Linked DNA regions of Homo sapiens: region 2 is linked to region 1. Evidence: read pairs that join two places in POLR2A ChIA-PET (ENCODE). Cell type or tissue: PC-9. All regions are shown on one strand. Each heading gives the region's core, and the rest is flanking DNA. Links, peaks and the distances in the headings are about the cores only. Region 1 has its middle 170 kb from the start of COBL. Region 2 overlaps GRB10 (growth factor receptor bound protein 10).

Evidence for each region. ChIA-PET counts read pairs that join two places held together with the same protein. Peaks named below come from ENCODE experiments on the same cell type or tissue, not always from the same donor. Only the 100,000 strongest peaks of a DNase experiment are listed, where the experiment ranks them.
Region 2: POLR2A ChIA-PET joins it to region 1 with 7 read pairs; 2 of 35 experiments call an interaction of 5 or more read pairs at or near these places.

Annotation. Positions count from the first base shown.
Region 1 is chr7:51,487,316-51,490,230 of GRCh38, forward strand. No RefSeq gene overlaps it. Among named protein-coding and RNA genes, the nearest start is that of COBL, 170 kb to the left of the region's middle. In PC-9, for the core only: no CTCF peak of the experiment used is centred there; no DNase peak of the experiment used is centred there; H3K27me3 peaks cover 2,500 bases.
Region 2 is chr7:50,617,379-50,620,293 of GRCh38, forward strand. It overlaps GRB10 (growth factor receptor bound protein 10), which reads right to left. Exons shown (of 19, transcript NM_001350814.2): 9 at 1,792-1,907; 10 at 693-761. Among named protein-coding and RNA genes, the nearest start is that of DDC, 53 kb to the left of the region's middle. In PC-9, for the core only: no CTCF peak of the experiment used is centred there; a DNase peak (open chromatin) is centred at 1,133.

The DNA.
Region 1 (2,915 bases), core at 215-2,714:
TACACCAACCAATAATTCAATGTTTGCCTTAGGAACTTCCTGTAAACCAATTTCTACGGGAAAAGAATTTGCTCATCTGGACAATAGCTATTCTCTCAAGTCTAGTCAGCAAACTACTCCTTTGCTTATCAAGGAGTAGTTTACTTATAAAGAAGGGCTTAAAATGCTCACCTTGCTGTGTTCCCCAATCCTAAATCATGAACAGCACTCATTTACAATCTGTCCTCCACCTTGAAAGACCCCTTGAGGCCAGTCTCCCAGACCCTGTCAAAATCCCTCTTCTCCTTCCAACACCTTTAAGACTCAGGCAAGCTGGTATTCTTCCCCACTGCTGTAGGTCTAATAAACTTCCCCTGACTTCATGCACAACTCATGCTGATGGTCTTTCTGCGGAGTGAGCAGTGGATGTGGCTTTGACAAAGCCAGCATTATAGAGAAGGAAAGATTTTATTCAGGACACTGGAGTCTGAAGCTCCTGTTTCTGCTGGGATTCCCTCTTGATCTCGGGGAAGTCACTTTCTCTCTTTGAACCTCAGTCTCATTCTATGAATAATGAGGGAAGTTGGAATAAACGGCCTTTCCCCTCCAGCTGTCTGTATGTTCTTCTGTCTGTATTGACCCTCTCTTGTTCCCTGGCTTTTTCTGGGGGGTACAAGCAATAGCCAGTGCAGAGGGAAAGAAAAGTTACCTAATAGCTGTTACTAATTGCATCTATATTGGCTATTGTAAAGAGTTTCTCATATTTCTTAACATTTTGGAGGAATGAGACAGTTCATTTAAGAGATACAGAAGTAAATGAATAAAGCTTGCTGCTATGGTTTGAACACCTCTCCCAAAGTTCATATGTTGGAAACTCAATCCCCATTGCAACAGTGTTGAGAGGTGGGACCTTTAAGAGGTGATTAGGTCATGAGGGCTTTGCCTTCATGAATGGATTAATGCCATTATTGTGGGAGTGGGCTCCTTATAAAAGGATGGGTTCCCTCTCTCACCATATGATGCCTTCTGTCATGTTTGTGATGCAGCAGAAAGGCCCTCGCTAGATGGGGCCCCTTGATCTTGGACTTCCCAGCCTCAGAACCATAAGCCAAGTAAACATATGTACATTATTAATTAACCAATCTATACTATTCTGTTATAGCAGCACAAAAACAAGCTGACACTTACTCTACTTCCAACATCTTTAAAAACATTATTCATTTATACTAACAACTCTCCCAAATTCTTTTACAAAAATATTCCTAACAATACAATTCTCTGCCTTCCGAAGCAGAGGATGTTGACTCTCTTTTTAAAGTATGTGGCAGAGAATGATGGATACATTAAAGGAGATAAAGGAGTATTTTTAGCATGATCTGTAATGGTGAAATATCTGAAACATACTAAATTATCACATAGAGGGATCCAGTAAGTACATCTTGCACATATATAAAAGTTAGAATCCATAATAGTCTACCATGAAGCTCTGTGGCAGAAGAGTGAGAACAGAAAAAAAATGTTTATTACATGGTATATTCACACTACATGATCTCATTTCTACAAAAATATACAGAAAATTACTGGAAAATTAGATAATATTTACTGTAGCTCTCCCTGGAGGTGATTCAAACGTTTTCTTTTTTGTGCTTCTCTGTATTTTGCAGATTTTCAGCAATGACATTGTATTATTTTTATAATAAGAAATAAGGAAAAACATTAGAATTGAAAGCCATTGGCTTAAAATATGACAAAGTCAGCTAAGAGATGATTGAGTAAGGCAGGGTTCAGCACTTGGGTGCAATGGAATCTAAGGGGAACTGGAAACAAAGGCATTACCAAGATTCTAGCCCTGGGCTGCAGGAGGAAGAGCTGGTCTCAGAGCTGAACTGCTGCAAAACTCAGGAAGGCAAGGGTCTAGAGGCAGGAATAGGTACAAAAAGTTTTAATATTGTAGTGGAGGAAATACTTAAATTGGCAGGGTGCAATGGCTCATGCCTGTAATCCCAGCACTTTGGGAGGCCAAAGTGGGTGGATCACTTGAGGTCAGGAGTTCAGCACCAGTCTGGTTTCAACATGGTGAAACCCTGTCTCTACTAAAAATTCAAAAATTAGCTGGGCATGGTGGCAGGTGCCTGTAATCCCAGCTACTTGGGAGGCTGAGGCAGGAAAATCCCTTGAACCCGGGAGGCGGAGGTTGCAGTGAGCCGAGATAGCACCACTGCACTCCAGCCTGGGCAACAGAGTAAGACTCCATCTCAAAAAACAAAAACAAAAGCAAAAACAAAAACAAAAAACAAAACACAAACAACAGCAACAACAAAAACTTAAGAAAAGTTTGGTTAACTGAGTGATGATGACTTTATGTGAGAAGGATGTTGCTATTGCGTTCTATGGGGCGGGATACTTCTGAGCAGCTCAGACAACACTGTGCTCCTGGGAATGAACTTTGACAATCACTTTTGTAATTGGATGTTTTCTGCACTCTTGTTATTGTGCCATGTCTTCTCCATCTCTTCTTCCTGCATCTCTTTGCCTCATTTTTCAGTTATGCTCATGGATTATCTTGGTGTCTCTGAGTCCAAGGATCTTTGGGAATCTTATTTATTCATGCAATTACCTACCTGCTTGTCCAACTTTCTAAACTTACTCTTATGATAAAGAAAAACTTAGAAAGAGTTCCCAAGTCCCACCACTCCTGCCAACATTTTCACTCAATGCAACGTTTACAATGGGACCATTCACATTTATCACTGTGAAGTTATTTTATGAACACCATTGACTATTGTTTAGCACATTTGCAGAGAAAAATATTTGGTCTCCTGAAAATGCTGTATTTCCTCCAAAACCACCTCAGTTATATTTCTACAGCTCTGCTTGTGACATGATATGAACTTTCTAGGGAAGATAAGCAAGAAAAAATGAGTTTTCAGCTCTAT
Region 2 (2,915 bases), core at 188-2,687, 870 kb before region 1:
GGAAATGGTTTATTCTCTCACTTTTAACATGTACACAGGCACATTTTTAGGGTGTAGCTGTAACATTCCCATTCCCCACTCCCAGCTTCCCCGGAGGAGTGTGTGTGAGAGCTGGGCACAGAGGCCCTGGTGGCTCCCTCCACTGGAAGAGGAGGTGGGGAGAGACCAGGTTTTCTTAGAACAGACTTTATGAATCAGGACAATTAAAGCAGGTTTCTTTATTTGTAATATATGGCAAGTTACTTTTAAAAGTCTGTTGTGGTAACCCGATCATCTTTTACTATAGACTCTGTGCTTCTGCAGAGATTTCCAAGCAGCTAGGCGGTGGCCTGACCTGGGACCCCTGCTCAGAAAGGAGCTGGGGAGGGAGCCCTGAGACTGGGGTTTCTCCATGCACCCCCTGGCCCACACTCAGCAGTGGCATCACTGGACTCTTCTAAGTCAGAGCAAGGGCATCGTGTAAGTGCCTGTTTGGCTTAGAAGGAACCCAGCTACACACAGATTTTCCAAGGAAACTTTTAATTTCTGGTTACTCTAAACCCTCCCCCCAACCACCCCTCCGGCTTAAGAGCCAAGGTTATAAATGGTGAAAGATGCGATCTCTTTAGGTTTTTTACAATGCTGCCATTCAGTTCCAAGAGGATTTCTATTCAGAAAGTCTATTTCAGCAGAGATCTATTGTGGCCCAGTACCTGCAAAAGCTGGGTTTGACTGCCATTTGACTGCTGGCACCAAGTAACCATCTGTTCTGGGAAGAAATTCTAAGAAAATGGGAAAAAACAAATACGTAAAAGGTTAGCTTCAAAGTGAGGGAAGGTATGTCATATAGATATGTCAATTTTAAAACTATTCCTACCAGTATAATTACATACACCTGTATTTAAAATGGCGGTCCTTTTTATTCTCCTATCACACAGAAGAAACACCTCCTTCAAAAGGTTGTATTTTGTTTCCTGAAATGCTGGGTACTAGTGTGGAATACCAACTATGTTTACTAAGGGATTCATGTCTCACAGCATGCTCCATGGCAAAGAGCGATGCCAGCGTCCCAGCCCAGTGGCACAAGTGCACAGCGTGAGATAAAGAATTCCTGAAACTAAAAGGTAAGCCCAGTCACGAGAAAAGCCTGTTCTGCTGCATTCCCCAAAAACAGTCTTCAAATTTCTTACTTTGGAATAAAAAAGCAGCTACATTATCAGAGTCAGAAATGGCCCTGGGTCTTCTCCCCAGTTGATGCAGCTCTGACCCATGACTCAGGATGACAGCGAGTGCCCCAGGAGCTAGGAGGTGCCCTCCCTATCCTGGCCTCTCACAGGACAAGTGCCTCTCCCAAAGAAAGAAAAGAGAGATCAAGGTGACCAGCTCAAGACACCAACCAATCGCACTGATTTCTCTAGTCATTCTTCCACGTATGATCACAAAATATATTTGCTATTTGCAGAGAATAATGAGTTTTTCTTCTGCTAAGTGTTTGATCAGTTCAACTGAGAACTTTCAAAATAACAGAAAACACCCAGCCTCTCCCAGCTCCTGTCTTAGAGACTAACCCCCTTTACACTGTGTCTATGTGAAGAAGGAGACCTCTACCTTCAGCCAGTCCCACGCACATTTAGTGAAGCATGAGACTGGGTTTCAAGCAAGGACTGCTTCATTAAACTACAACTCTGATTCTCAAACCCATATGCTACACCATGCCTCTCAGTCACTTTCTAATCTGATACTATGAAACCCAAGTATAAACTTCAAGATTTCAAGAGTCCCAAACCCCAAACCTGAAGAGGTAAGACTCACCATGGGATTTTTAAAGAACTCGTATTTTGCGTAATTCTTCCTGAATAGAAATTTACTCTCACTGGCCATGGTACTCTCCACCTGGACCACCAGCTCATGGTCTTCCAAGCACCTCTCTGCAGGGGCAAAGCATCACGTGTGAGACGCAACAGGTGGGAAATTCATGGTAGCTTTACAACCAAATGGAAGATTTGTTCAACTTTCTATTCTTCTTTAAACATTATGAATAAAGATGAGGTCAGGAAGGAAACTAAATTTAAATCTCTCTTTAATGCATTACCAAATGCATAAGAGGTCTTAAGATATACAGCATGAAGAATTCAGGTCAATACTTATTTTTATATACTTTTTGAATTTGGCATCAACCAGATGTTAAGGAATGAGCCCGTAAGACTCTTAGCAAATGATTTTGCCCTTAAATTGAGAAATTTCAACTCTTGTAAAGACTATAACAAGTGAGACAATATTCAAAGACAAAGGAGAAAGAACTTGAAAGAGGTGGAGGAGGGGGATGACCAAGAAGGTGCAGAGATGGAAGGAGATAGAAGCTTTTTGATGACATCAAACTTGGTTGCCAGAAAAGATGGTGCTGTGTACTGTGGGAGAGGCCGTGATGCACAGCAAGACTGTACGTACATACTCATCTTTCACACTGAAGCCCGCACGCACATCATGGAATAGTTCTTGTCAACCGAATTACACGTGAAGGCAGGGAAGAAAACACACTCCATCCTCCAGCACCCGCTGTGGACACGTACACACACACACATGCACGTACGCACACGCCTCCTTCACAGCATCTTACATAGCAGCACTGTCCCCCAGAAAGGGAAAAGTCGCTTCCCTCACTGTGTGAACACAGTGGTTCCAAGTGGAGCGGGAAGAACTCAGCATACTCTAGAACAGCGTGTGCCCAGAGAGGCCGCACTGCTCCCTTTCATGGCAGTTACGTCCCTTCCCAGGCACCTCCTCAGAAACTGTCATGGGAGGATGGTGGCCATGGGAAACTAACCTTATTAAATCATGGAATAAACAAGATGAACAAATGTACAGCAGGGTCAAAGTGTGAAGTGATGCCAAAATGGTACAGATTAACATGCTATGGAATTGACACCAGGGTAGTT